3 separate regions of the Mus musculus genome follow, and regions 2 and 3 are each linked to region 1. Evidence: chromatin loops called from intact Hi-C (ENCODE). Cell type or tissue: left cerebral cortex. All regions are shown on one strand. Each heading gives the region's core, and the rest is flanking DNA. Links, peaks and the distances in the headings are about the cores only. Region 1 has its middle 73 kb from the start of G2e3. Region 2 overlaps Gm34304 (predicted gene, 34304). Region 3 has its middle 32 kb from the start of Gm34581.

Region 1 (7,434 bases), core at 1,085-6,084:
ATGGCTCTGTGGTGTAATTAACATGGATTTTATGGTAAGAGAGTTCTTGGTCAAACAAATTTGAAAAGAGTTGTCATGAGTCATAAGTAGATTTATCTGTCTTTTTATCTTCATATATAGTTTCCTGGGTTTTTTTTTCTCCTGTTTTTTTTTTTTAACCTCCCCCCTACCTGCCCCCGCCTGCTTGTTCTGTTTTTGGAGACAGAGTTTCTCTATGTTGCTCTGGAACTCGCTCCGTTGACCAGGCTGGCCTTGAATTCATAGAGATCTGCTTGCCTTTGCCTCCTTAGTTCTGGGATTAGTGCCCGGCCAATAATTAGTTATCTGACAGTTGTGAGCTGCCGTGTGGGTGCTGGGAATTGAACTTAGGTCCTCTGGAAGAGCAGCCAGTGCTCTTAACCACTGAAACGTCTCACAGGCTCTAGCTTTTTAGTTTTTAATTTATGAACATGACAAAAAAAACTGGCTTGCTCTTTTTGTCTTGCTCACTTTGCCTCTTATATTACCCAGTCTATCTATGTTGGGGTAGACTCCTACAGGCCAGTCTGATGGAGGAATTTTTTAACAAAGGTTCCCTCTTCCCAGGTAACCTGAGTTTGTGTGAAACTGATTAAAAATACAAAACAAAACCAAAATAGACCAAACAGCAGCAGTAGCAAAACAACAACAACAACAACAGAAAGGGCAACATAAATCCCATTTGTCTCCATTTAAGGACCAGGCCTGATTAAAAAAGAAAAAAGCCTTAAGATACTAGCTCCAGAAGCTAGGCCATATAGGTCATCCACTCCAGCAGCAGACCCGGAAGTCCAGGAACAAGAGTATAAAATCCCCTACCTGAGGAACAGCCTGAAGATAGCCACATAAATGGGAGTTATCTTATCTCAGGATAGACCATCTGTGCAGGGCAGCCCATCTGGTGGTTAATCATTTATGATGCAGGAATGCAGTCCATGGGGCATCCTGACACCCACCAATGAAGTTTTAGATTACCTAACTCTAACATAGTAGCCAATCAAAATTGTACTGAATGTCAGGGCTTTAGCTCCCACCAATCACATTAGAGATTACTTAATCCTTCTAGAGAGATCCCCTATCTCCCTATAAGAAGGCCTGAGCGCCTTTGTCTGGAGTCACCATCTTGATGCAGTGGTGGCCCCTGCATACTTGTTGTTTCTGCAGAATAAATGTTCTTTCTTCTTGCATACTATTTGAGTTCGGGGTCTTCCTTCAGCCATCCCTGAACCCTAGCACAACAATAATACCACACAGGCATAATTATAGATAAATTTGTTAAGAGATTGCATATATGCAATGGCAGTGAATGCATAACAAATTAGAGATAACAAACTATAATTTGTTAAGAGATTGCATACAAAAAAAAAACAAATCAAAAATAGAGAAACAACAACAGCAACAATAACAGCAGCAGCAACAACAGCATCAAAACCTTAACTAACCAGTTCAGGCATAATCATAAATAATTTGTTAAGAGATTGCATATATGGATTAACAATCATTATAGAATTAATAATAATCTTAAAACACTTCACAGGGAAGTACTAAGTACTCAGTACTCAGGGAGAAGCGGGAAGGAGAGAGAAGGAGAAGGAAGGGGAGGGGAGAGGAGGGAGGGGGAGGGGAGGAAGAACAAAGCACAGGTGACCAGGATGGCAGACTTATGTGTGTTAGTTGTACAAGGAAAATATCCCAGCCAACAAGGAATATACTCTGCTCCTATCCCACTGTCCTTTACATCAGTGACAGAGGGGCCTTTCCAAGGCTCCGCATGCCATTGTGTCCCTCAACCCCTTTATTCTCCACCTGCTAAGAGAACAGTGACAATCCCCGCCCCCCCAAGTCTAAAGACAATAGTGATGTGTGCTTATGTCAGAGCACAATGTCCTGTGTTTCTTGGACACAATAATGCCATGGTAAGCTGTGCATAGACCACGGATATAGTGAAGCATTTTTTTTAATCTTGGCATGTAAGACCATCCTAATAGCTACCCCTATATCCATTTCCACACATTCCCACTCTCCCCCACCTTCTTGGCCACATGTGTATAAGAGAAACTTTTGCAGGGACGAAGTTGTCTGTGATCCTCCAAACATGCAGGGCTACACCTTGTCTTCCAGGCTTCTGACTTTCACTGCCGGGCACACCTTTCTTGGTCTTCTCTGGTTGTATCATTCATTTTCTCTCTTTCAAGACGATTTAAGTTTTGTCTGTCTTTTGAAGTCCTCCCCAGCCCACGCTCACTGAAGAAAATTTTCATCTGAGTTGTGTGTGTGTTGCATATGCTGTAAGGGAGAGCATGTATTAACATCTTTCCTCCCCTTGACAGTGACAGCCTCACACCCTGAACGGCACACCATCTCTCCAAAGCCAGCCATGGCAGTGAATGCCTGGAATCCTGGGACTTGGGAGGTAGAGGCAAGAAGATCAAGATTCTGCATCGAAACAGGCAAAACTGAATTTTTACATGTCGGTTAACCGAGAAGCGGACAGTTGCGATGAGACAAAAAGGGACATATAATCTCATTGCAGTAAACTGGGGTGAATTTAACATGGCCTGTCCATTGGGATTCTTCTTGGTGAGATTCCCCTGTTAACATTCTTTCCCTCCGGGCAAAAGGCCGATCTCCTGCTCATGGAAGTCTTTAAAAACACCTTAGTTTCTGATGCTGTGGTTACCCCCACCTGCTCTCATGCCAGCGGGCTGTTTTCCAGGCACTGTCCTGAACCCTGGAAGGGCTTTTATCACTCAGTGGTGATTAGTAAGTGTTCTGCCCACGGGTGTCAAGTCGCCCTACCTACATGGCAGCCCTGTCATTTTAATGCCATTGGCTTTAGGAATGAAACTCTGCAGCTCACGACACCACGTTTCTTCAGACTGTAGTGTCGTCTTCCAGAAAACTAACAACAATTCGCCAAATTCCCTATAAAGCGCAACTCTCTGACATAAGCACGAATTTAAAAAACAAAATGGCATTAAAAAAAAATTGTTGATGTGTTCTGGAATTTGGGAGACTCACAGTCAGTTACCACTAGATGGCGGTAGTGATTTTAGTCTGGGAGAATTTAAAGCGTTTCCTTTTCTTGCCTAGCCCTGGTTATTGTTAGCAATGCACCAACCAGATTGTCCATGTCTTCAAGGAGAGTGGTCTTCAGAGTCGTATAGAAAGGTAGTCCCTATATTTATTTCAAAATTCCCATCCTTGGAAAAGGTAAACCAAAAGGAAAGCGGCTATAACTAGTGTGTAATGAAGCATAATAAATAAATGACATAAATATACCCTTAAACTCAGGGCAAACTTCTATATTGTACATTAGCATAATTAGCATCTCTTCGTGATGAAATAAGTCAGCATGCTGATGTTTTATAGCCCCTTATAGAGTCCATTGTCTTCCCCAGTCGCAAGCAGCTTGACTGACTCCATTTCCACCCCTACATGTTTATACCATGCCTGCGCTTTAAACATCAAGTACCAACACATTTGCTTTCACTGACTTCTGTTTTGAAAAGCCCTGCTTTTGTATTTTTTTTCCAAAGGGTAAACTTGAAACTCAAAAGAAGGAGAACACATGTAACTGCGAATATCGCTTCACGAAGGGCAAAGTGGATATCGTTGCAGTCGGTTAGAAAGTAAAGCCCTTCACCTCTCTCGCTTTCTTTCTTTTCTTCCTTTCTCTTTGGTAAATGTTGTTACGTTTCTATAACTGTAGCAGAAATGTTAGAATTATCATAAATGAGCCTTTGCGCACGCTGTTATTTCATCTTCTGTAAAAAAAAAATTCAATCATATTCTTAATGTTTCTGTCTCCAAGCCAACTGTTTAATGCTCAAGGCTTTATTGCAGACTGCAGCTCAGACTATTCATTTATGCTAACGGTACAGCTTGAACAATACTGTAAATTAAAGAAAATGTAATTTTAGGATTTGTCTTATAATTTACCATTTTCAAAAAGCACTCTCTGGAGAAATTAATAGCTTAAATATTACTGGAATAATGAGGATCAAGTTTGAGGAAAATATAGCTTGAAAGTCTATTACTGAAAATGACGGAAATAGGCATTTTTGTATTGCTATCTGAGCAAACATAATACCATACCATTTATCTCTAATTATCCCCAAGAAAATTCATGAGAAGCACTGGAAAAAAAACAAAGAGTAAAGACTTCAATGGATCTGTTATTCTCTTGCTTTCCCTCACCTACTATTTCTGTTATTATAAATATTAACAAAAATCAGCAAATAGGAGTAGACAGAGAAAACAGAAGGCCGATGCATTCTTTGGGTCAACAAAGAACTCTAGGCTGCATATCGAAAAATCTTGGGCCTATTATTCTGGGAAGATATTCTTACAGATAATCCAAATGTTCATTTTCAAATCCATTCATGTTCAATGAAGTGTGTGATGTTTTTCTATTCAAGTTAAAGAAAGCCAGGTTGAGAGTTTATCTAAATTCGGCTAATTATGTTTGGTCAAGCATTGTCCCTGGCACAAATATTCCCCACATCTTAAAAATTTTGTACTTTTAACAGGCTTCAGCTACAGGGGCCATTGGCTGTGAAAGAAGAAATTTTAATTGCCCAGGTATACGGAATGAGGAGAAGACCTTTATATTTTGTTTTGTTTCCTCCTGTCCAAAGGAGTAGTGGGATTTATTAAACACCTACCTGCATCCTAGAAAGGTAAAATAGGGGCAAGCGGAACCTGGAGTGTGGTTAGCTGCTGTCTGCACTCAGCTTGATAAAGTTTGGAGCTTTGTCTGAACGGCAGGTTTCTCTGACAGACGCTTGTGTTGTGTGTCTCATGGCTCTGCCATCATTTCAGCTGAATAGTTTTATCATCACCTAATTAATTTTAAAATTATACCACAAGGGACAGACACAGCACCTTGTTTTGTTTATACCCATGATCTGGAAGCATTGAAGCCTCTCTCACCATTGTCTCTCCTAACTTGCGAGCAAGGCTTCTCTCCTTTATAAATGTAAGCTCAGGAGAGAGACGAGAAGCAGGTGGACTTTTATAGCTCTTCTTGCCAGTTGGCATGATTCATTAAGAGTGCGAGACCCCGGTGCCCCGATCAATACAGTTACATAATCTTTACCTGGAAGCTAATCACCTCACACACCCACTACAAAAAATGTAACAATAAAGCTATTTTCATCTTTCAAAGCAACTCTATGTAGCTGAAAATCTAAACTACATTCAGACTAATGTAACTTCAAATGTTACCTTTCTCTTTATAGAACTTCTTACCTTGAAAAGACAAGTTAGTTATATTGCATAGAGAACATTTCTCAGGTACTCAGCAGATACCTTCAGGAAATTGAAGCTGGCATCATTAGCTCCCAGCCTAACAGATAACAGTAGCTCAAGGGAAATCCATTCAAGCCACGTTTACTACATACATACATTTCTCTTAAGACAATTCAAATTCTCACAGATTCGAAGAATAAAAGTGGGCTTAAGTGATTTTTTTTTTTTTTTTTTTTTTTTTGGTAAACGATAAATGTAAGCACCAGCAAAAGTTCCATAAACCAAAGGACACAGGATGACTTTTTGATTTTGTAATTAGTTAGTTTTGAAAATGAGTTTGCCTAACTTCTGGCCATTTGAAGGATTTAGTGATAGAAGAGGAAGCCCTATAACCTCAGAGGGCACGAGCTAGAATCCAAGGCAGGTTGCGACAGAAAGTCAGTATCTTTTGACAACTGCTTGGTGAAATGAGCTGGTCTCAGTCCAGTGGACAGATGTCTCTATTGCAAAATGCTCTAATTGGCAGTCTGAGCAGCAGAGCCAAGAACGGAATGGACCTGGAATCTGAACCCTTGTCTCACTTTTAAGAGCAGCAGACAGAGGTTCACATCTAAAGGAAGCGTAGAATTTTTTGGTGGCGATCATACACACATTTTACAGATAAACAGAGAACTTGGAGCTTTAAAGACACCAGTCTGATTTTTCAATATATGTAAGCACTTTAAATAAAAACTTTCCAGGTTGAAGCAAATGTTTATTTCTTTTCGCTATCAATTTATTATCACAAAATTACATACAATTAAAGAAAAGCCTGGAGCTGGACAGTAATGTGGTAAAAACAGATTGATATTATATGCAGGAAATATTGCAGTGAGAAGAGACTTCAGAATAGACATGGGCTCCATTCCCAATACAGCATGGAGAAATGGAGATTTATAGCCAAGGGAGGGGGGTGGGGTTAGTGGAGGGAAAATTATCCAGAGGAGACACCAATGGCAGGGGAGATTCTGAATAACTTGACAGATTTTTGTTGAAGTGTGGCAAGGTGGAAGTGATTTTACACTCCCTGGGTTCTGGAGGACATTGGCATAGCAACTTCTTTTAAATCAAGAGACAACCTTCTATCTTGCTAGGAATCTGTTACATAGATAGACAGGATGCTCTCAAGGGAAGTAAAACACTCCATCCTGTAGGGAAACTCTTTAAGCTTAGGGAGTAGACAACTGCAAAGCATTAGGAAGTGCCTGAAACTGACCAGATTCACTAGGCCCTTCCCTCCCCAAGTATGTAGAAGCAGTAAGCACTGCTGAGAGATGATCAGACAAGCTGAGGTGCTTGTCTAGAAGAGGCATCCTCTAACCTGTTGTGCTACCTTCAGGGTGTTCCAGAAACTCACGGTGTACAATGACTTCCAGGGTTACAGCTTACGTGAGTTGTCATCCATGCCTATATAGGCTTTTGTGATGGAGCTCCCTTTTAGTAATTTCTGTCCCTCAAGTAACCCCTCACCCATACTTCTATAAGTAAACCCAACACTGGTTTTCTTCCTTCCTTCCTTCCTTCCTTCCTTCCTTCCTTTCTTTTTTTTTTTTTTGAGACAGGGTTTCTCTGTGTAGCCCTGGCTGTCCTGGAACTCACTTTGTAGACCAGGCTGGCCTCGAACTCAGAAATCTGCCTGCTTCTGCCTCCTGGGTGCTGGGATTAAAGGCGTGTGCCACCACGCCCAGCTCCAACATTGGTTTTCAAGTTGAACGAGTTAGTAGCATTTGCTGCCAATCCCCTGTCGAGGATAAGCAGACATCTATTTACGTTATCCTAGGAATAGTGTCACATGGTAAGAGAAGAACCAGTCATTTTCTCATGAGTCCAAAGAGATGAGATATCAGGGGTGGAGGAATTTTTTTTTGTCTTTAAAGATATTTTAATTACTTCATTGAGAATTTTATACAACATACTTTGATAATTTTCACCCTCTCTCCAAGTCTTCTAAGGTCCACCCCACTTCCCTTATCCATGAAACTTTGTGCCCTTTTAATTATATCACCCCATCAGCCTTCAGCAGATCATGGTTAATTTCTGAAAGTTAATGCTTTTAGAGAACACTGACTCTTCCTCTTCTAGCAGGTAACAATTAACAATCCCTCTCCAGCTAGGTATGTGGTG
Region 2 (7,434 bases), core at 899-5,898, 1.9 Mb after region 1:
AAAAGTAGCAGATAAGATGTATAATTCAATCAAATTACACAAAATTGCTTGAGAATCCAGAACAGTAGCGATCCATTATGCCTCTGTTTTATTAGTGACAAGTACAATTACTCTAAAATAAAGAACACTGGTGAATATATAATTGGCTGTAATCATGTTAGTGTTTGAATAAAAATGACGGGAACATTTAACACTTTGACAACAAAATGTTCAGAAATAACTTATTTATTCAAACAGTTTTTTATTTTCCACCAAGCGAAGGAGAAACACAGTTTGCTTAGGAAAATCAATGACTTTTCCCTGCAATAAATAAATACCCCAAAGGGGAAAAACAGCCCCACACCTCTATATTATTACTACTATTATTTTTAACCACCAAGAAGCTTAATCCTATTTGAAGTCAACATTTCACATAGCGGTTGTTTGGTACTAAAGTCCGCCACCTAGAGGAACAACTGTATAATGCAATGCCAACCCCTTTACCCCCGCGGTGACCCGGAGAATCAGTTAATATTCTTTGCAAATTGCTGTCCAAACTAACTCCCTCACTCCACCCCCTCATATCCCCTTCCGCCCTGAAACATCGTCACAATATTTTCTTAGTAATTGTTATGCGCGGTTGACAAAAACCGGAGACTTTCTCCGTTAGTGTAGATCTCCCGGGAAAGTGCCAGGGAGTGCACCGGGGAAGCGGGTCAGGATTTGGAAGGTGCTGGAGAGGCAATTCTCTTTTACCTGGGGTTCATTTAGAGCAGCCCGATTTCAGGTCCCTTAAAGGAACAGTTTAAGAGAGAATCATCTTAGTCTGGCTCCCTCTGGTTTTGCGCAGAGAAAGAAACCAGTTCCCGCCCCCTGCTCCGCCGGCATACAAAATCTGGGCCCCTGCTTTTTATCTAATTAGTCCTGTAAGTTTTATCGACCCAGGTAGGCTACTGGGAATACCCATAATGCAGATTTTGTTTGGTTGTGTCCCTGGAGCCAGACCCACGCAAGAGAAAAATCTAGATTTTTGCACAGTCCTGTATTGTCAAGAAACGCATGCGGTTTGCGGGAGAATTTGGAGCTCCGCTCGGCAGGACTTTTCGCTTTTAAGTCTTGTTGGATCGCTTGGATCCAATGGGGAGATGGGGAGAACCACCCTACCTTCCCACTCACTTTAATTTAAGCTTTGGGCAGGGATACTCTAAAGGAGGCTAGGGCGGCTGGAAGAAGAATTTCCTAATGTGCGCTACATTCCCTTAGCGGACATTGCTGCCACCGCCGCAGCCTCTATGGTGATCCAGGCCAGACATTCAGCCTTCCCCATCTCACTTCAAAGTTTTATCTGCCCGAAGTTGCCTATAAAAATGTTTAAGCTAGCAGGACGAGAAAGGAGCAGAATGATTGAATTCTTTTTAAAAAATAAGTGTAGCTAGTACCCGAACTTCCGATGAGTTTTATCTCTTCGGTTCCCCTGGTTTCTTCCTTCCCTCTCTTCCTATTTTTTCTTAGATGTCTCACCTTTCCTTCCCTTTTCCTCTCTCTCTCTCTCTCTTTTCTAGTCTATGTCTACCAACTTTTCTCCAAGAATAAGATGAAGAGAGCGGAGGTGATGCCGAGACAGACCCTTTCCCCCCACTTTCCTGCCTCCTAGTCTCAGATGCTCCACGCGGGATTTGGACGCCCTCTGAGGGTTCTTCCTCTTCTTCTGACTCAATAGCAGTTCAATTAGGAACCATTAAACTATTTTCCTGGTGTATGTCTAAATTATTTTAAGGTAGTTAAATATGTATTTTAAAAATCACAAACACTAGATGGCTGTCCGGTGGCCTAAGGCCTGAGGGTTCTAAGCCCACTCCACCACTCTACCGCAAGGCCCTAAGAACTCAAATCCTCAGATTTTTTTTCCTTTTTTGGTTTATGCAAAGCTAGCTCTTCCACTCTTCACTCCGAGGTCTATCATCCCTCTCCTGCATTATATTAACAGCGTGCTAGCCTTCCTCTACGTGGGTAGGCTGCTAATGGGAACCACTTAATGCAACTGAAATGCTCATCTGTGGAGATTTTCCCAAGCAATGTTGGCTTTTTTTTCTTTTCTTTTCTTGTTTTCTTTTCAAGGCATGGTCACCACTCCCTCACTTCTCCTCTTTTCTTAATATGGGGTCTGGAAAGGGGGTACAACAACTTTTAGTGAGTGGGATGCTCCCTCCCCTTTCTGCTGCTTTTCAGTTATCCCCGGGGATAAACTGGACAGCTTTGCTTCTCTCTAAAGAGTAGGACTATCCTAAGTCTAGCTAAAGCTCTTGGTTGCCTCTAGCAGCAAATCCTAGTCCATCTATTCTCCAGTGCCACCTTTCCTTCCCCCGGGAAGTTTGTCCGGGGAAGTCAGGATGGCTCTCACTGAGACTCTATAGTGTTCTTCAGTGCAGTCCTCTGAAGAAAATGCCACAAGAAATTGCCACAGAGATGCTCTGTGCTTTGCATGGTCTCATGTGTAGGGTATGTTTCTTTAGTTGGAAGAACTTTTTAGGGTCTACTTTTGGGGGCTTGTTGGTATCCCTTGCCAAGAAGGGATGCACCCCCCCACCCCCCAAGAGAGTGATCATCTTATAAAGCTTTATACACTTTCATATAATTCTGGCCAAAAAGTCATGATTCATCGATCCAGTTTCCTAGGAGAAGATCATCAGCAAAAAGCCAAGTTAAATCAGATGTGTAATAAATGTTATACAGTGGGTTTAGTGATGGTTTGTGATTCACAGATGAAGTGTTCCTGCCACCTAAAAGTTGGTGACATGCAGACTCAAGATCTTCTGGCATTACCATTCTTCCTCTTAGGAAGTTACTTCACCTTTGTAGTGTTTTTTTCTTTAACAAAACATTACTGTAGTTGTTAATATACAAAGTGCCAAATATCTTCTGTTTGTACAAACTCCCAAGAAATGACACCCCAAATCATTTCCAAACCCTATGTTTTTTTTTTAAAAAAAGGTTGGAAGTGAAATTTCATTCAAATAGCAGCAGTGCCATCTAGTGACCATAGGGATGAGTATTGATGAAAGTAAGAGTGTTGGCTGTTTTTAAGATTCCTGAGGCACAGTGGGCTTTTCTAATACAGTGTGATTGTCTTACCAGGAGAACTCTATAATATCAAATTTTACACCATGAACACAGATAAATTAAACTATGTTTTTCCATGTCAGGTTTTCCTCCAAGGTAGCTTTGCTGTATTACATTGATTTTACAAATTATCAGCAAGAATTGATAATGAGAGTTATAAACATATACATAATTAAAATAGAAACAAATAGACATTTTGGTATTTCTTCTGAGGCATTGGTTACTCACTTAAGACTGCTCTTTAGTTAGTATCAGGAACACACTAAATTTTCTATCTTTTTTTTTTTTTTAAATAACCACATCTGTGCTTTCTCTATGTCACCATTGCTCAAAATGTTTTGAAATTCAAAGTAACAGAATTCATATGCTTGAACGGACTCCACTTTTTCTTTTTGTAGAGAAGATTATAAATGGACTTTGTGGGCACAGGTGCAGTCTTAGCAATGACAGACTAGAGAGTCCAAGAATTTTCAGAATAAAACCACTTTAGCATTTGCTTGGCATTTAATATGTTGGACTGAGGTAGTAGAAGAATTCATCTCATTCCTGTGACTTTGTATGCTGGCCATATGTATAGGTGTGGTTTGTGCACGTAGTTGCTAAAGTGTGTTTTTAGTTTCCTATCAGCAAGGCAGCTGAGGGCCCTTGGAATACAAGGACCCATGCTTTAGGGTTAGTTTTGTTGACTGCACTTTACTTTTGCTTATAGTTCCCTTGATTTTCCTGTGCAATGTGCCTGCAAGCTAGCACAGGAACTAAACTGATAGTCTGACATATGATAACTGGAATGCTGGTCAGCATCTGGTTGAGCTTGAGCTAGCCACGATGCTTTTCCTGACCTTTGTTTTTTTATACACAAAATGAAAAGGATGAACCTTTTTTTATGAACCTTTTTTTATGATTTCATACAGCTCAGAAGGCCTATGAATCTGCAAAGCATGAACTCTCATCGCAAGATACTGTTACTTGCAACCACTCTTTCCCTGAGAAGGGGACATGGAGATTCAGTATCAGTTCTGAATTGATCTAACAGGCAGTTCACCAGTAATAAAAATTGTTAAGCTCTTCTTTTTCCCCTAGTATTTCATCATATTCTTCTTTTCTCATTTTTGCTTTTGTTTTTAACAGAAAACAAAACAACAAAACCAAAAAACTTTTACTTTTTTCAGTCAGCCTTTCACTAACTCATTGGCATGCACTCCGCTCTGTTTTGCTGTCCATCCAGAAAAATCATGTGAGGACGTGATTAGACTGAACACAAAGCCATAATGCTGAGGCAGCTGTATTTGAGGTCTAACATGTTCTCATATCCTTACTGTAATTATAAATTAAGATTAATAATTTTAGGTACCAGATCCAAAGTAGTCTGGCTGCAAACAGCCTACATCTCTCCTGGCTTCTGTGGTACTTTGAGAATATTCCTTCAGCAGCTGATAGTAAGATTTTCCCAGCTTCCATACAACTAGGAATGTTATTGCACAGATTTAACAAGGAAAGGAGTGTTTATAGAAGGCACACAACACTCAGAATGTACATATTCTCAGCCTCATGCAGGCTGCATACACACACACACACAGACAGACAGACACACACAGAGACACACACACAGACACACAAACATAGACCCCCACCACCACACACACACACGGAGTATAATTTCCATCTGCCAAGAGTTAATAGAAGGTATAGGGTTCATTTTGAGGCAAATTTGGAGTCTTTCAAAGGTTTCGTTCTCAGGTGCCATTCTGTTCTCTCAATATCTTTCTGTTCCTCTAAACCTTGGAATGGCAATTAAGATACTATGTCACTGTGCTTGTGCAATGTGAGGGTCTCTTAGTCCAAATTCCTGGGATATGAAGTATTTCAGATTTTTTGGAATATTTATGTAGACATTGATGGTTGAAGTTCTCTTATCTGAAAAGCCTTAAATATCAAATTCTCTCATATCCAAAAACCTATAAAATGGCATCTAGACATTTATAAAGTTTGGATTTAAGAGCATTTCAGATTTAGAATGTTCAGTTTACAGGTGCTTAGACTATATAAGATTACCAAGGCATGTTTTCTCCTGTGAACTTTCTAAGAATATTCACCAAGAGAATGAACATATTACATGAGGCCATTCAGTTTGAAAGACACAGAAAAGGCCATTATACCCTGGCCTTGGTGTCAATAGCTATTGCTTGCACTTACCCATCTTAGGCTCAGAGCCAGTACATCAGGAAATAGAAATATTTCACAGTACAAAGTACTTTTTCATGTGCCCCACAGTAGGATTATACCACACATACTTGAGGACTCTCAACTTTTAAAGTGTTGGGACTCCTAATGAGATAAACTGACTGTGTGCTATGATTTTCTCTTTATATTCATTTTTTAAAATGTTTTTGAGATTATAATATAATCATGTCATTTCCCCATCCTCCTTTCTACACCCCGAAACCTTGATTTCTTAAAAATTCATAGCTTCCTTGATCCTGAAAAGGCTTGATGTCCCAGAGTAGGGCAATGTCAGGACAGGGAAGCAGGAGTGGGTGGGTTGGTAAGCAGGGGAGGGGGATGGGATAGGGGGTCTTCAGAGGGGAAACCACGAAAGGGGATAACATTTGAAATGTAAATAAAGAAAATATCTAATAAAAATTTCATGGCTTCTTTCTTTTTCACTGTTTCAGTGTGTGTTCCTAACACAGAAATACAAACAGCACAGTCTGTATGTTAATGATTTAATGCTGTCTCCACCAGAGGCATCACTGCCGAAGAAAGATTGTCCACCCAACATCTTTGGTAGTCATCCTGGGAGGCAAAACTTTGGAGATGAAAAGAATATAAGATGCCATTCAAATCAGCAGCTCTGGAGAAAGAGGACTGAATCAGTTCATTCTGGGAACTAAGCTGAATGGAGTCCAGATCACCCTCCGTTTCCCAGCGTTGTGTCTTGTCTGTCTCTGTGGATACTTAATGTCCTTCACTAATGTATTTGGCTAGTCTGTTCTTGCTAGCACACCTGTAGACTAATTTCTACAAATTCAGATCTTACAAAAAGCTGAGTCTTTAACTTCATGCAATGGCAGAGTTGTGACATCTTAGACTCATTTTCTCCCAAATGGCTTTCTGCTGCCCTCAACTGGTAGTGAGTCATCAATGCAGTAAATCTCTGCATTCATGCTAACCCCCAGCATTGTTTGACTCTAAAGGAGATGTAGAAAAATTATTAACCACATTACAGATGATTTTTATTACAGAGAAAAAAATGGAACTCAGAGGTTTTTAAGGTGTCCACCTATTATTCTCTATTTCCTCATTTTCTACCCAGTTGCATGTGATACATGAAGAAAAGTATTTGGCCTTTTCTTCTTTCAAGTATGTGTGTGTGCCAGAGTATTTGGAAGGGCTGCTTAATTATCAAATCAAGATGCATTTCAGCTGGTGTAATACCTAGGAGATATTTCTGTAATTAGTCATAAGTGATGTTAAGTATTTTATCTCTAATGTTATAAAGAGACAGAGAATTATATAAGGACCATAAATAGTGTGTAAGTGTTCTCTTTGTTTTGACAAATTTATATTGGGCATATGCTGTATGTCAGACAGCATTATCAGTGCTAAGAATATAGTACTGGTAACAGGACACAGGAAACCCATATGCTTTCGTTTCTTTATTTTCAGTTTTTATTAAACATTACATAGGGCATAGCATGCTACATAATATACCACATAATCTTCTAGAAGGAACAGGTGATCATTACTAAGGAATCTTCTCATCCTTCGTGAAAATGTCCTCTTAAAATATATTCTCCCAGCCCTTGGACAAATAGTAAGCACTGAATCCAGAGAAGAATCTCTCCATTCCCATCAAGTTCAATGATATTGTCATCCCCAATCTGTATTTCCTTTAGTGAACTTTTCAATCGATATATGCAGTGGCTACTCCAGGAATGAGCAAGCACATACCCATGATACAAGTCTTGAGAGAATCTTTTTTAAAAGATTTATTTATTTATTTTATGTATGGGAATATAATGCCACTGTCTTCAGACACACCAGAAGAGGGCATAGGATCCCATTACCAATGGTTGTGAGCCACCATATAGTTGCTGGGACTTGAACTCAGAACCTCTGTAAGTATACTCAATGCTCTTAACCACTGAGCCATCTCTCCAGACCTCTGGAGAGAATCTTCAACTCCATCTAGGTAGGGTTCCATAAAATAAACCCTACATGAATGCAAATATGTACTGCCACCATGAAAATCAATGTGGCAATTCTTCAGAAAGATGTGGATTGATCTATACCAAAATACAACTATACCACTCTTGGCCATATTCCTAAATGATA
Region 3 (7,434 bases), core at 1,629-6,628, 330 kb after region 1:
GTGATGTTTTATGAATCTTTTAAATATAATTTTGCTTTAAAACACATGGACAGAAAAAAAAAAAGAGAGACTTTCCCAACACCCCGTCCCTGTAAGCAGCTTCTGCAGATGTAGAAGATAACACATTCACAGATACGTGTGAGCTACTAGATATGTGTGGTTACTCAAAGAGTAGAGGCACCGGGGTCAGCACCGGGAAGAAATGTGTCAATGTGCCAAGTCTGGCTCTGACAGAGGACCTCACTCCTTCTCAGCCCTGCTGTGAATTTCAAGTGAAGCCAGGGAGGAGACATCTGTTTCCAAACAGAGCAGTAGAGATGGCCATGAAGCAGCACCAGATGATGCTCTGTCCTAGTGAAAGACTAACGGTCATCCTACTATCTGCACACCCGAGAGCTGACTCTAGACGTTTGGCATTGCCCACCGTTCACATGAGTTGGAGCTCAGATATCCTCTAGTTTACTGCCTGGACTTTGAGTCATAGCCAGTTTAGAAAGGCTGACTGAACTGAGCTCTCTGGACTACACTAGATCGAAAACAAAACAAAACAAAACAAAAACTAAAAACTAAACAAAACAACAACAACAAAAGCCACAAACTTTCGCTTTGACCATAGTCCTGGATCTCTTTGAGTACAAAATTTTTCCTAGCAGTATCACCTGATGTTTACTACAAGATTACATTTAAACTAGACCCCTAGTTACTTGAGATAAACAATACAGAAGGAGAGAGTCAGGGACACATGTGCTCATTCACACACATGTACACGCATGCATCTACACCCATGAACACATGTATACAGCACACACACACACACACACACACACACACACACACACACACACACACACATACACACACACACAGAGGAGAGAGAGAGGGAGGGAAGGAGGAAGGGAGGGAAAGAGAGAAAGAGAGAGAGAGAATGACTTTTTTTGCTGAGACATTATGCAACTCGTTTTGATTTTCAAAATCGCTTCCATTTATGAATTCTGAATTTCTGAGAAAAGGATGGCAAAGCAAATGATTGCCATTTAGGCTTTCCACGCAGCTCATGGTACTGGAAAAATCATGGAAGAGCAGTCACAAGATGGGATTGGTTGATTCGGGGTTTTCTTCTTCTGCAATGATTGTCACAATGGGGCTATTTTATATAGATGTGTATCATCTGAATTAAATCCCAGTAAGGAATGGATGGGAAATTCCTCCCTTGGTTTCTTATTGAAAGTATTCTACCACAGAGCAGCATAACATCCTAATTTTGTCTTCCATGAGACAATATTAGAGTGTATACACTGAATTCTGTGATAGGCACATCAATCATACCATGATAGATAGATTAGGTCTAGCCTTTAAATAGTTTATAGGCAATCAGTAATGGTATGATATACACGATCACGTGTACATAACTTTCTGTGCCATGTGCACTGAAATATGGAGAAGTAATGTAACAGGCATGACCTGGGAAGCCTAAATATGTCCACGGGATCACTGGAGAATGGTTTCTCAAGACTCTGGCTCTTATGGGTAGTTTCGAGACACGTGTAAAACGAAGTTTAAGACAAAGAAACGAACAAGGTGGTCTAAATGGCACTTATAAGCAGTTCAGGAAACAGACACTGACCAAGTGTTGAATATATAATAATGTTAACAACAGCTTAGCTGTAGCATGACTATGGCTTTCCCATCTTTTAATCCATATATTATCACATTGGATCTTTATAACAACCCTGTAAAGTAGGGCTGCAATCATTTAGAATGAAATTAAAAAGTGTGCTCTTGTTTTGTGGGCAGCAGAGAGCCATGGGAAGTATTTATCCAAGTAGGCAATGAGGGCTCTCAGCTGGACATAATGAAGTATCTCAAAAGAAAGGAGGTGAGAAATGGAAAGTTCTGGGGTTAGGAAAACCACTTCTGAGACTCCGTGGTGGGATGGGAGAGGGTAGGAAGGAAACATCAGGAAGGTGGAGTCGCAGGTCAATTGGGACTGGCTGGTTGCTTTCAGGGAGACTTGCACAGCTGAGTTTATAAAATTCTGTGTTTCCACTCTCCCTCAGCCAGAGTTACTTGCTTCTCATTTGAATTCTCAGAAGATTCCATTGACTTTATTATTTAGCACTTCTCTCTGTGGTTTTATTGTTATTTACATATCTGACGCAGTCACTAGGTTGCACGCTTCTAGCAGATCAAGTTGATTCTGCTCATCTCTGTCTTCCCCCAGGGGGAAGCATACAACTCGGTCACTTGCACAGAACTAATGTTTAATAAACACTTGCAGTATTTAACTGAAGTTTGGCAGTGAAAGACAAAATGAGAGCGTCACACAGCAGGGTTGCAGCAGAGGGTTGGTTTCTTTATTTTAAGAAACAAGTAAGACGTAGTGGAAAGAATTATGGAAGTTGGAATCAAACATGGTTTAAATCCTGGCACTACCCAGTTATTTTCTATATGACCTTAGCCAATGTGTTTAAGCATAATTTTCTCAAGAATAACATGCCAGTAATACAGAAAAAAATAAAACAAAACAAAAACAAAAACAAAACACCGACCTATTAAGGTTTCTGTGAAGACTGAATGAAATGTTATGTGAAGATTGTATAATATCCATGCACAGGAGATCTTCAGCAAGGTTAGTCATGAACTAAGGTGGCATGTCCCGGACTGCCACAGACCCTAACTTGAAGATGTTCCTAGACAAAAGAGAAGGTTAAAGCATGGGAAGTATAAGAGGAAAGAGAGATCATGGAGCATGCTTCCACGTGGAGCGGGCAGAGGACACGCCTTTGAAAGGAAAGACAAGGGCTGTTTCCCTTTAAATGGACAAAGTGGAGAAAAAGAAACAGCAGGAGCACCAGTCTCAGAGAGGTTGGAGAAAGATCACCTTCCCAGTACCTAGTATGGGTAATAAGCTAGGGGATAATCAATACAGAGGGAGAATGGATCTCGAAAGTGGGTGATGTCGTGAAGAAGATCGGTGCTGGTCCAGTGAGAGACATCTAAAAGTACGAGTCTAATATATTCCCAGAAAATTCTACATATGGCTGTTATCAGTAGTGGGCAAAGCATTAGGCTAGTAAGGACAGATTATTAAGCAGAGATGGAAAAATGAGGGCTGAAAGCTAGTGATATACATACAAATGGAATATATATATATATATATATATACACACACACACATATATATACATATATATACATACACACACACACACACACACACATATATATATACATATATATGAAATAGATTTATTGTAAATGTAATTTACAACCTAAGAAGAATGTGTTGATCAATCTACCAAGGAAGCAGAGGCTCGCTTAATATAATATATTAAATAAACTTATTTCATATGCAGAGTGACTTTAGACATCTAGATTAACTGAAATTTAGGTGTGACAAGTTGCTAGCATTGGTTCATCAGCATCCTGAGTGTTATAAGACCTGAGAGCATCATTTTGGCATCTGACTTTTTAAGTTTGAATCCCAGCTTTTCAGATCCTCATTCTGTAGCCCTGACCAAGTTTCTTAGCCTGTGTAAAATTACTCTTGCTATTGATGATATACAGATAATAATGATGATTATAATATCCATATAGTTAGATGAGGTTACCGTTAAAGCAAATGTAGACTAGTGCCCAAAACATGGGAGCTGTGCTCATAGATTTTTATCTCTGGTCCCAATTTATTTTTTTTTAAGATGTATTTTTTTTTGATTGTGTATATATGTGCATGCACATGTATGCATGTTAGTGTAGTGCCAAAGGAGGCCAGAAGAGGGTGCTAGATCCTTTGGAGCGGGAGTTACAGGCAGTTCGCTGCTGGGAACCCAACTAGGGTCTTCTGCAAGAGCAACAAGTGCTCTCAAGGACTGAGCTGACTCTCTCTAGCCCCAGCTCCCCATGAGAATTGTCCACAGTTCGGCTTGCTGTATGTTACTTTCTTGACTGACTGCTTTCCTAGGGGGGCAGGGGGGCTGTGAGTGACTCTTTGGGTTAAAAAGTCATACTAAATATGTACCATATTTTTTCATTGTTTCTGTTGAACTTATATAGTATATTTACAATATGGACAATCTTGATTGTAACCTCTGTAATGAACAACCTTTTGCATATAATTTATGAAGCCAATCCTATTTTTAACATCTATGCATATTTTAGACATTTTATTTTGAAGATCAATTCTATGTTTTTTTCTGGATCAGAATTCTGTTAAATAGATAAAACTCATAGACATGCTCTGTGGTAAAGAAACCAAGGGAGGGTCAGCCGAACATGAGCTATCTAGGAGTTACTCACGGTCTGATGTCAGGAAGGCACCAGCACCCTTTTGAGAGCCCATAAATCATTCCTCTGATCCTTATCTCTCTGCTTGAGATTGATTTCTTCCTTCCTTCCTTCCTTCCTTCCTTCCTTCCTTCCTTCCTTCCTTCCTTCCTTCCTTCTTTCCTTCTTTCTTTCTTTCTTTCTTTCTTTCTTTCTTTCTTTCTTTCTTTCTTTCTTTCTTTCTTTCTTTCTGTGGTGATGAAAGTGAATTAGCAATTAGACCGAGTATGGCCACTTGGACCTCAGAAAACAAATCAATTGTTTGTGTTTCTCTCACTCTGAGATTTCCTGAGGGTTGTTATATACCAGCTTGGCAGACCAAGCAACCATGGGACATCTCATTTCTGACTCAGCCAGCCAGCTGGGTGTTGAGAATATTTCCATGGCTTCCAAGCCGTCAATGCTTGAAAACATTTACTACAGAAAGGATCTCTGGCTCAGGGAAGACATTTGTCTAATTCAGCAATGGCACTTTGCACTGCATTTCCAGATTAAGCCTCTCCTTGAAAATGATCTATTACAGGAGCAGTTTATAAAATTAAACACTTGTCATTATGCAATGCAAAATCCATGAAGCAACCAAATGTCAGGAATCTACATATTTAAGAGATGGGAGCTTTAGCATTTCTTCCTTGGCATGAATTCTGAGCAGTAAAAGGCCAGAGAAAAACATAGCAAATCACAAAGCTGTTTTGGAATGGACCAAATCGTTCCATTTTTTGAGTACATGTAGTTCTAAGACCTAATTTTCGTACTGAAAATTTGTTATCTGCTCAATAATCTTTCACCAGATCTCTATGGACAGTACAATACCAAATTCTAAGGTAATACTGGTGAAGTATGGCTCTGGCTCTTACAGGTAATATCCTAGTTAGGGTGATGTGGAAAGACAGGTAGTATGTTAGCAATGAACAGTGATTCTTTTGATATACAAAATTCCCTCCATAGCCACCTGCATTTCCCCCATTTCTGTGTGTCTGTGATCTATCTTTTCAGAGTGCAATTACTGATTTTAAATTTGAGGGCCAAACATTAATTAACACTGAACATGGACAGGACCCAGACTCCCACTTGAGATACATGGTGTAGAATACTACACCCTGAAAAAAATGAGAAAGTTGGATAATAGGAACTTTCCTTAGATGAGATACATAACAGAGTCCTGAGCAAATAAGGTCACATATCGGAGATCTCTTAGCCATGTTCTTTATCATTGCTTCCAAATTTGGAGGCCAGGAATACTCACAGTGAAATTTGGTCCATGTTAGATACAGCAGGATCAGGCAACTCAAGTTATTATTTAGTAGGCTAAATATCCATCTATTTTATTTAGTGTGGGCAGAAGATCTTGTCAGAGGCATCAGTTACTTATGTATCTAATGACGTCTTCATTGAGATCACCATCTACTGCCTATGATTCATCAACAGCGTAAGACATGTGAATGTACCAGGTGCTGCCCCCATAGAACTCTCCTGAGAGCTTTTGTGTCACCCTCAGCAGCTCACCTCAAAGTGGCATCTGTGTCGTGACATTTAGACTCTGCCACTTTGCCATAGTACCTGGCTTTTTATGTGGGTGTAGGAATCTGAACTCAGGCCCTCATGCTTTCATAGAAAGCACCTGATCAGCTGAGTCTTGTCTGTAGTCTCTGATGTCTGTAGTCTTGATGTCTGTAGTCTTGTCTGTAGTCTCTGATCAGCTGAGTCTTGTCTGTAGTTTCTCTATGTGCATTTTAAGAGGTTAGTAAGGCTTAGTTTTTAGAAAGTATGAATGAGAATTCAGAGGGCAAGAAATGCTCTGTGCAAAATATTCCTTTACAAGAAATGCCAGAAAGATGGAGTGGACTAAAACATGGGACATGTCAGAGAACAAGTAGGAGAGCTCAGATGGAGTTGGAGTAGGGTCTAGTATAGAATCTATAAGCACACACACGTAGAAATGATATAAACAAGATAGAGAGAATCAATAGATGTGCTTGTGGGTTTTTATAGGTGAGTTGCATAAGAGCAAAGTGTCTGAAAGACTAGCCATGTTTCTTTTTTTTTTTTTATATATGAATGGGTATAAGAGTTGAATTAGAAGCCAAAGGAACTTTACAATCCTGGTATAAAGCAATCAGGACTTAAACATATTTTCTACTGGCTGAATATGTAGAAAAAGATTGGAGGAGGGTTATATACATATAAACCTAATGAGTCCATGTAGCTCAGCATCATTGAAATCTCAGTGTCCTGGTGCTTCTGATAGCCATGGACAGATCTGGCATGGGCGAAGTTCAGAGGTGAGAATCACGAACACAGGGTTTGTTACCCTAACATATATGGCTACAACCAACAACCATTTTGCTGAATGTGTCATGGGGTTGGAAAATGGTTAGAAAAACACTGGAGACATGGATGATTTGGCTTTGTTGTTGAAGAAGGGGTAACCTGTGAACCACTCATGCCATTGCTGTCAAAATCACCACCATCACAAAGCCTGGATAGTCCAAAGGATGGGTAGGTAAAAGTATTTATAAAGTTAAACATATAAAAATCAAATGCAGATGAAGTTCATGTTAAAAAAGCAAAACACGAAGGATGGAAAACAATGGAGCATTTGACAAATAGAAACAAACAAGTGGTAAGAAATTCAGTTAAGAGCCATGGCGAAGTGATGATTTCCAGGAGGGTAAAGAGGATTTACCAGAGTGAAGTTCCTTACAGGCTAAGTGGTGAATGACTGGAGACACGGACTGCCAGAACGGTTGGATCTTAGAGAACTTCTAGTGTCAGAGCCTTCAGAAGTCAGGCAAAGAAGCACTACCCAGCCCTGGCACACAGTTCCTGGGCTCTAGTAGAAAGACTGGCTCTAATCTGCACATTTAGACAATAGCATATGGGCTTGGTGAATTTACTGCATTGGGATAAAACAGGGAAAAAGAAATTTACTGGAAGGAGGGGTGTCGAAAGGTTTAAGTGAAGTACTAATATTCTTACAATAGGAGTCATACATATAGGTAAAGAAAGAGAATCAATACGGTGAAAGGGTCAGTGGGTCCAGGGTTTTAGAAGGTCTGAAGAGAAAAGGGATAGTGTAGGCTAAGAGACAGGAGGTGGTGATCCACAGAC

What was found. A loop is a pair of places that touch in the nucleus more often than their neighbours do. Peaks named below come from ENCODE experiments on the same cell type or tissue, not always from the same donor. Only the 100,000 strongest peaks of a DNase experiment are listed, where the experiment ranks them.
Region 2: it touches region 1 in a loop (5-fold over the local background); 9 of 42 quality-filtered maps call a loop at or near these places.
Region 3: it touches region 1 in a loop (4-fold over the local background); 3 of 42 quality-filtered maps call a loop at or near these places.

Annotation. Positions count from the first base shown.
Region 1 is chr12:51,272,004-51,279,437 of GRCm38, reverse strand. No RefSeq gene overlaps it. Among named protein-coding and RNA genes, the nearest start is that of G2e3, 73 kb to the left of the region's middle. In left cerebral cortex, for the core only: a CTCF peak has its summit at 3,041 (motif pointing right); DNase peaks (open chromatin) are centred at 2,296, 3,066 and 3,533; H3K4me3 peaks cover 1,015 bases; H3K27ac peaks cover 682 bases.
Region 2 is chr12:49,367,921-49,375,354 of GRCm38, reverse strand. It overlaps Gm34304 (predicted gene, 34304), which reads left to right. Exons shown (of 2, transcript NR_168648.1): 2 at 5,772-6,626. Among named protein-coding and RNA genes, the nearest start is that of Gm34304, 10 kb to the left of the region's middle. In left cerebral cortex, for the core only: a CTCF peak has its summit at 3,012 (motif pointing left); no DNase peak of the experiment used is centred there; H3K4me3 peaks cover 658 bases; H3K27ac peaks cover 1,684 bases.
Region 3 is chr12:50,944,510-50,951,943 of GRCm38, reverse strand. No RefSeq gene overlaps it. Among named protein-coding and RNA genes, the nearest start is that of Gm34581, 32 kb to the left of the region's middle. In left cerebral cortex, for the core only: a CTCF peak has its summit at 3,776 (motif pointing right); a DNase peak (open chromatin) is centred at 4,747; H3K27ac peaks cover 966 bases.